Regions from separate parts of the Homo sapiens genome. Here region 2 is linked to region 1. Evidence: chromatin contacts called from ENCODE Hi-C or POLR2A ChIA-PET data. All regions are on one chromosome and are shown on one strand. Each heading gives the region's core, a stretch centred on a gene start or an enhancer-like site at or near the end of the contact. The rest is flanking DNA. Distances are from core to core; before and after follow the strand shown. Region 1 overlaps AXIN2 (axin 2). Region 2 overlaps CEP112 (centrosomal protein 112).

What was found. A loop is a pair of places that touch in the nucleus more often than their neighbours do. ChIA-PET counts read pairs that join two places held with the same protein, here RNA polymerase II (POLR2A). Pooled maps may share reads with other maps.
Region 2: a loop to region 1 is called in a map of cardiac septum, with 4 times the contacts of the local background. The contact joins two enhancer-like sites. A Hi-C loop is called at or near these places in 2 of 168 maps with a recorded cell type or tissue (cardiac septum and heart right ventricle) and 4 of 50 pooled maps. POLR2A ChIA-PET finds 5 or more read pairs at or near these places in 1 of 52 experiments (OCI-LY7).

The regions. Positions count from the first base shown.
Region 1 is chr17:65,552,299-65,556,161 of GRCh38, reverse strand. The region is part of intron 2 of AXIN2 (axin 2); the gene reads left to right. Among named protein-coding and RNA genes, the nearest start is that of AXIN2, 7.4 kb to the left of the region's middle. RefSeq lists enhancers at 191-964, 965-1,737. Within about 2 kb of position 2,072, at least 2 of the 41 ENCODE cell types and tissues checked have a DNase peak (open chromatin) inside an H3K27ac peak, as active enhancers do.
Region 2 is chr17:65,930,173-65,933,846 of GRCh38, reverse strand. The region is part of intron 18 of CEP112 (centrosomal protein 112); the gene reads left to right. Among named protein-coding and RNA genes, the nearest start is that of CEP112, 260 kb to the left of the region's middle. Within about 2 kb of position 2,151, at least 2 of the 41 ENCODE cell types and tissues checked have a DNase peak (open chromatin) inside an H3K27ac peak, as active enhancers do.

The sequences.
Region 1 (3,863 bases), core at 823-3,322:
GGGCTCTGCTGTGAACCCTCCCCTTTGTGGGTGGGCAGTTGCGACTCAGCCTGGGCTTGCCTCATCTGGGATATTACCAGGATGCAACTCATGAAGCTTTTGAGATCCAGAAGGCAGGGACAGAAGCTCCTGTTTTCCAGGGCTGCCTTCTTGGCTGTGAACCGTGGACATCACTGATAAAGAGGTGACAGCTTGTCATTGACCTGAGAGTTTCCATACGAGATTCACGTGTGCCTTCTCCCACTGTTGGGTTGAGATGAAGCATCTTAAAGGACTCTCTGAAGCTCATATGTCTTAACTGGGCATATTTAAAGAGAATTTAAGACATAGCCAGATGATCTCACATCATTTTAACGTGCAAGATATTCGAGTGTGTGCACAGTGTATGGAAAGGTCTGCTGACTCCTTATTCAAAGGCTTGCATTCCAGCCCGGTCCACCACTTACTGCTTGGGTGTTGAAGCCTTTCTGAATGGCATGTGCCCATCTGTAAAATGGGTGGGCACCATTCCTTCTGTCTGTGTCATAGGATTGTTATTAGGACCAAAATAATAAACATGAAAGCCTTTTGTAGAGAGAAACGTTTTGAACCGCCGCAAAGTGTTATAATTAGTATAATTAGTAATGATGATGTAAATAGGACAACCAGGTTGGGATGTCACTTTTAAAGGGTGACTCTTGGCTTAGCCCATTTTCCATTGTAAGGTTTTAGAGTGGCCCCCTGACCCCCATGCCTCAACTTTCTTATTGAACTGAAGTCTGTTTTTCCAGCTAGTTCTTGGAATGTAGAGATCCCATCTAAGGTTTAAGTTCCCCCCTTCCCTCTCCCGCACACTCACTCATTCTGCAGAGTACCTGGCATCTGGGATGGGCTTAATAAGTTAGTAAAATGAATGGAACAGAAACGTCAGTGCTGCTGAGGATGGTCTTTCTTCATCAGCTGCTGAGGAGCGGTCTTGGCAGCCGGATGCCTGGGGCACTGGCCAGGCTTGCAAGCCCTGTGTTTACCTCGGGCACTCAAAGGAGCCTCGTTTTTAACGACTTGTTTGTGTCCTTACTGATTTGGTGTCAGGTTTAATATAAATAGTTGGGGCGGAAGAGCAGGAATTATCCTCAGAGGGCAGGACTCTGGTCTGAGTGGTTGAGGGGGATGCCTGGGCTTTTGACAATGGCTATAAATAACCTAGAGCAAAAGCAACTTGTTGGTAGGAGCACGTGTAAAATCCCCGGCACACAGACACACACACGCACAGTGTCGAGGTGTGTGCGAAGGGGGGTTGTGGGATTGGGCACTGGGCCCAGCATTTATTTTGGGGAGGAGAATAAGGTGCTGGGTGCACAGAGCCCTCCCTGTGTCCTCGCCTTTCTGCACGGGCCCTTGTGTGTCCTGCCCAAGGTGGGGCTCATCTGCCTCCCATTGGGCCCTCTGCTCTGGCCTCCCTTAAAAGAAGTCGGGCCCAGCAGATGGCCCTCTGCTGGCTCCGAGTGCTGCTTCCAGTTCTCTGAAAGAACTCGCTGATGAGGCCCGTTTTTGTGCGGAGCCATTGGAATCAAGCTTGGCTTCAATTATCAAAGAAAATGATGCCATAGGAAAGATATGCTGGAAGCAGTAGTCCACAATTAGAGGATGGAAGCTCTGGTGAGGGCAGTTTGCTAAGATCCACTTGTAAAAGTTTGCCTGTTTTCAAAAGGTCCCGTTGCCCAGTGCTGTTGGAGTCCTGGCCCCTTGCCGAGTGTCCCTTGATCTTGCCTTAGAAAATGCTTGTTGAAGAGGGTATTGCCTTTTGGGCAGTGACCTTGTGAGTAAATTTTCAGAGGGCTCTTGGAAAGCCCTGAACGCACAGACTTAGAAGCATATACTTTTGAAGTTGCATTGTTTTGAGAAGGGAACGTGAGGAGGAGGAGGAGGAAGAGGAAGAGGAGGAGAAGGAGGAGGACCCCTATGGTCAGTTCTGTCAGGTCAGTTCTGTGCTCCCTGCCTGGAGGCTCCCCTCTGGTTTATGGGGAGGGGCAGGGCCACAGCATCTCATTAAGAGGAGATAAGAACAGGATAGGGGAAAACAGAAAGCAGCCGGCACCTCCTTTCCCTGAAGGTTCCGGGGGTCTCTGCCACCTGCAGGCTGAAAACCCTTTGCTTACTGAGGTTGCAAACCAGGTCTGTGGATGTGAGGCTGATGCAGAAGCTGCAGCATAGGCCTCTACTCTGTGTAGGAATTTAAAATCCTTGCAGCAACTGGAAGCACAACAGTCCTGAGGAAATAAAGCATCTGGGTACAATTACTGTAGCGTGGTTTGAGTTTCCTCCCCCCCCCCCCGCCTTTTTTTTTAAGTAATCACAAGAAAACAGCCCCACTCCGTTTTCTTAAAATTATGTGGCACTTTTGACAAAGGTCTGGGTTCTGAAATACCGAGTCTCTGCCTCTCCCCACAACCCTGCCTCCTTTCTCTGCCCTGTCTTGTTATGATTGTGGGAAAATCCAAGTACTTTATTGCAGTCAACTGAGTTAAGAGCAGTATATTCCATTTTTAATTACTGGTCACACAGTAGTCCTCTATGTTGGAAGTGAAGGGAGACAAGTTTATTTTGGGATCCATGTGTTAAACAACGAGTGCAAAGCCGTGTGAGCACACATAGGGTTTGAGTTAGGTGTCTTTTTTGCTGGGAGGAAGGAATTTTCTATTGAGTCATTTTCTCCCCACAGAGGTTGAAGTATAGCTCTTACAGTGGAGACATGGTTGATGTGTTAATACCACCAAGATAGCAGGACTGAAGGCATGGAAGAAAGAGTGTTTGAATGCTATTTAAGGCTGTTTTGGCTTTTTTGGTGTTGCACCATGCCTGTTAAACTAAAAAACTTTTCCAGTGACCCATCTAATGGTCTTAGGTCCTTTAAGGAGAGTCAGCAAGGTTTTCAGTCACTGCCACGTGCCACTCACTACTTTCAGCGTCGGAGATTCGTGTGAGGACAGGGCTGTCCCTCATGGAGCTTACAGTCTGGTTTCACAGGACAGGTGTTCAACATGGAAACACCAGTGTCCAGTCATTATAGATCATGATAAAGATGATGAAGGAAATTAGGGCAGTTGAGAAAATGGGAGCTCTCTGGTTTTTTGTTTTTGTTTTTGTTTTTTTTGAGATGGAGTTTCATTCTTGTTGCCTAGGCTGGAGTGCAATGGTGTGATCTCTGCTCACCACAACCTTTGCCTCCCGGGTTCAAGCGATTCTCCTGCCTCAGCCTCCCGAGTAGCTGGGATTACAAGCACGCGCCACCACGCCCGGCTAGTTTTGTATTTTTAGTAGAGACGGGGTTTCTCCATGTTGGTCAGGCTGGTCTTGAACTCCCGACCTCAGGTGATCCACCCATCTCGGCCTCCCAAAGTGCTGGGATTATAGGCGTGGGTCACCGTGCCTGGCTGGGGCTCTCTGTTTTTGTTGGCACTCGGTTTTTTCTTGGAATTTTCCTGTGATTTCCCCCAAATTACTGTGCCTTTGTTGGTTCATTTGGAGGACCTCAGAACTTGGTGCAGAGGCCATGATCCAACTGCCTGCTCTTCAGGTGGGTGCCCACCTCTGGAGGGGTTGTGACTCAGCCCAGCAGTGAGCACTGCAGCCAAGCCGGCAGCAGTGCCCAGCCTCTGACTTCTGGTCCCTACTGAGAGTTTACAGAATGTGGCCTCATCACTGGATTCCTAACAACAGGAAAAGGCCCCAAGGAAGTCATCGTGTGCATCCTGCTTCAAGGCAGTATCCACGCCTTACTTACGCACCCAGATGGCTGGGCACTTTGGCCTGTTTTAAAGACTTGGGTGATTTCACAGCCTGTCCCCACCTACTTTATGGATTTCCTCTGACCATTTAGAAGT
Region 2 (3,674 bases), core at 902-3,401, 380 kb before region 1:
ACTAGAGATAAAATTGCTTTACACACCATACTTACAGCACTAAAGTCTTCTGAGTATGACTATGTATTACTTATACCATTGAGTTTTTTACTTTCATATGTTTTATGTTATTAGCATATGAAAGTGACTGTTTCTCAGCTTAAATAACTCCTTTTCATAATTCCTGTAAGGCAAGACTCATGGTGATGACCTCCCTCATTTTCGGGGGAAGATGGAGGTGCGGGAAGATTTTACTTCTCTCTTATTTCTGAAGGATAACTTTGCCAGGTAGAGTATTCTTGATTGACAGCTTTTTTCCTTCAGTACTTTGAGTATATATCTTCCCACTGTCTCCTGGCATGCAGGGTTTCTGCTGAGAAATCTGCTGATAGCCATGTTACAACTCCCTTGTATGTGATATGTATCTTCTGTCTTTTGGTTTTCAGAATTCTTTCTTTGTTTTTGATTTTTGATAATTGATTATGATGTGTCTTCGTGAACTGTCTTTGGGTTGAATTCGATTGTAACCTCTGAATCTTCTGTCCCTGGATATTGACATGTTTTTCTAGATTTGGGAAGCTTTCAGCCATTATTTTCTTAAATATGCTTTTTTGGGGGGCATTTCTCTCTCTCTTCTCCTTTGGATCTCCTATTATGTGAAAGTTAGGTCTCTTGATGGTGTCCCATAATTTTCATAAGCCTTCTTTATTCTTTTTACTTTTTGCTCCTGTGACTCAATAATTTTAAATGTCCTGTCTTTGAACTCACTGATTCTTTCTTCTATTTGTTTGAGTCTGATGTTCAAGCTTTTAATAAAATTTTTCAGTTTAGTTATTGTATTCTTTATCTCTAGGATTTCTATTTTTAAAAATAATTTCCGTTCCTTTGTCAAACTAATTCTTTTGTCTGCATATTGTTTTCCAAGTTTTATTTACTTTTCTATCCATATTTTCTTATAATTCTATTGATACGGTGTAGATCTGTGTCCCAAACCAAATTTCATTTCAGATTGTAATTCCCAGTTTTGGAGTCTGGGCCTGGCGGGAGGTGATTGAATCATGGGGGCGGGTTCTCCTGAATGATTTAGCATCATCCCCTTGGTGCTGTTCTCGTGGAAGTGAGGGTGTTCTCATGAGATCCGGTTGTTAAACGTGTGTGGCACCTTCGCCCTCACTCTCTCTTGCTCCTACTCTAGCCATGTGATGCACCTGTTCCCCCTTTGCCTTCTGCCATGATTGTAAGTTTCCTGAGGCCCCTCTAGAAGCTGAACAGACGGTAGCATCATGCTTCCTGTACAGCCTGTTGAACTGTGAGCCAATTAAACCTCTTTTCCTTTATAAATTCCACTCTCAGGGCTTTATAGCAATGCAAGAACAAACTAATACATCCGTGATCTTCTTAGAAGGAATATTCTGAATTGTCAGTCATTTTATAGATCCTCATATTTTTAGGGTTCATTGTTGGAGCTTTCTCTCTTAGTTTCTTTTTGTGGCGTATATTTCCTTGATTTTTTTTGTAATCTTTGTGTACTTACCTTCATGTCTGTACGTTTGATGAATTGGCTTCCTCTTTTGGCCTTTGTAGATGTCCTTTGGTGGGGATGGACACTTTCAATATTTAGTCTAGCCTAAGATTCTGGATGGACCAGCTGATAGTGACCATGAGCAAGCAGATTTTGCTATTGGGTTCTTTAGTTACGAGGGGCTGCTGCCTGTTATATGAAGTCAGGTGTGGCTCCTGGTTGTGCTTCACAGTCCAGTGAGACCATTGGCTAGGCTGCATAATCAAGCACAGCTGCTGGCTGGGCTCTGTGATAACCTCTGATTAGGCAGGGTTGCAGGCTGGGTTCCCTGGCATGGTGGTACTCATGTTTGAAATCTGTAGTTGGACAGGGCTGAAGGTCAGACTCCAATGCTGTCAAGGTCTCTGGGGTTGCTGCTCAGCCAGCCACTCAGATGGGCAAAGCTAGATGCTATGCCCACAATTATGTGTAGTTTTGGGCTTGGCTCCCTGCCTGCACCTCAGGCTGGGCTCCAACACTAGACAGGGGCAATCACTGCTAAGATTGTATTGGACTACATGCTCTGCTCTGCAGATATGCAGGGATCTGGGCTTGCCTCTGAGCCTGGGGAAGTATGCCAAGCTCTGAGGCTGGGTGGCAAATCTGGCTAGGGACTTGAGCTTGGCAGATCTGTCAACTGTGCTTCCTGCTCAGTGATGCTATTTGTTGTTCTCTCTGGTTGGGTGCCTCCACTGGCCAGAATGCAGAGGTTGCTGTGAGCTCCATTTTCCCTTCATTGTTTATAGCTGATCTCAGATGTTCTAGCCCTGCTAATACTCCCAATGTTCCTTTTAAGGCGAGGCAGAAGTGGGCCTCCTGCCAAACATCTTGGAATGCTGGGAAAGCTGGATGTTCACCTCTTTCCCACTGTAGAAACCATGGGCCCAGGGGAATCCTCTCTGTGTGGCACTATGGTGGTTTGTGGGAGAGATGATACAGTCAACGTGAAACCATTTCTATTATTTTTGTAATGTGACTTTTGTTAGTTCTGTAATCCAAGAGCATGTGTCAGCCTCACTCCTATGTTCTGGAATATTCACGAAGGTTTTCTTGTCTGTGAATTGTTGCTAGTTGGATTTCTATGAGATAGACTGGAGCTGTGGAACTTTTATTCTACCATCTTGCTGATGTCCCTCCTCCTCATCCTTAAGAATTTAATACATCTTTACTTCGCATACCATGGCAGCTATTTAATAAATATACAAAAGAAAGACTTGCCATAGTTCTTTTATTTGTGGGCTCATTATCTGCATTACTAAACAAAGCTTACATATTTGAAACATTTCCATTTTATAGAGAAATACACAATGTGCTAGAAGAATAAAGATGTTAAGTCCTAGAGCATAGAGAGAAGGAAGGCATTTATTCAGTTAGTGGGATTAAAGAACACCTTAGAGAAGAAGGAAAACCTGAGTCAACTTTGAAAAGACTGACTGGATGAAAAAAAAAAATGAAAAGACCTACTGATAGTATGATGGGCAAAAGGCCCTAGAGTCAAGAACAGCCATGGCTTGCTTGGAAAATATCAAGGGTACTGGAGTCTGGATTGCCGAGGACAGATTAAGGAGAATCTCACTTGAGGTCCAATATGAAAAGCACTGAAAGAAAGAGAGTCTTGAAACCAAAGTCTTGAGTTAGAAACAAAAAACCAAAGTGTGCTTGACTGTGCTTCCTTTAATCATTCCTTAAATTTATTCTTGACCACAATACTAATTATCTATGAATCAGTAATCTTAGAACTCTAATTGAATTTTACACTGATGACTTAATATTTTTGGGATTGCAATCCTTGGTATTTACAAAGAAATACTTGGGTGCTAAATAGCATGCTATAATCTAGAGGGCATTCAAACTTCAATGTAAGAACCAGAAACTGGAATGTGGTGTTAGACACAGTAGTGGGTGGTAATATGCATTTTGTTCTCATGCAGTGAAACTCGTTGCCTTTCACTGAACATCTTTGTTCCTAGAACCTTAAAGTCTAATCATGTCTGAATAAATGCATTGAAATGTTTTTTTCAAATATATTGTGAAAAACTGTGAAAGAAGCATTTTTCATAGTTCATTTCCTCCAATATTCGTGTCTTAACTAATCTTAGTGCTTACCAAAAGGTAACCTGAAAGAAGGCATTGT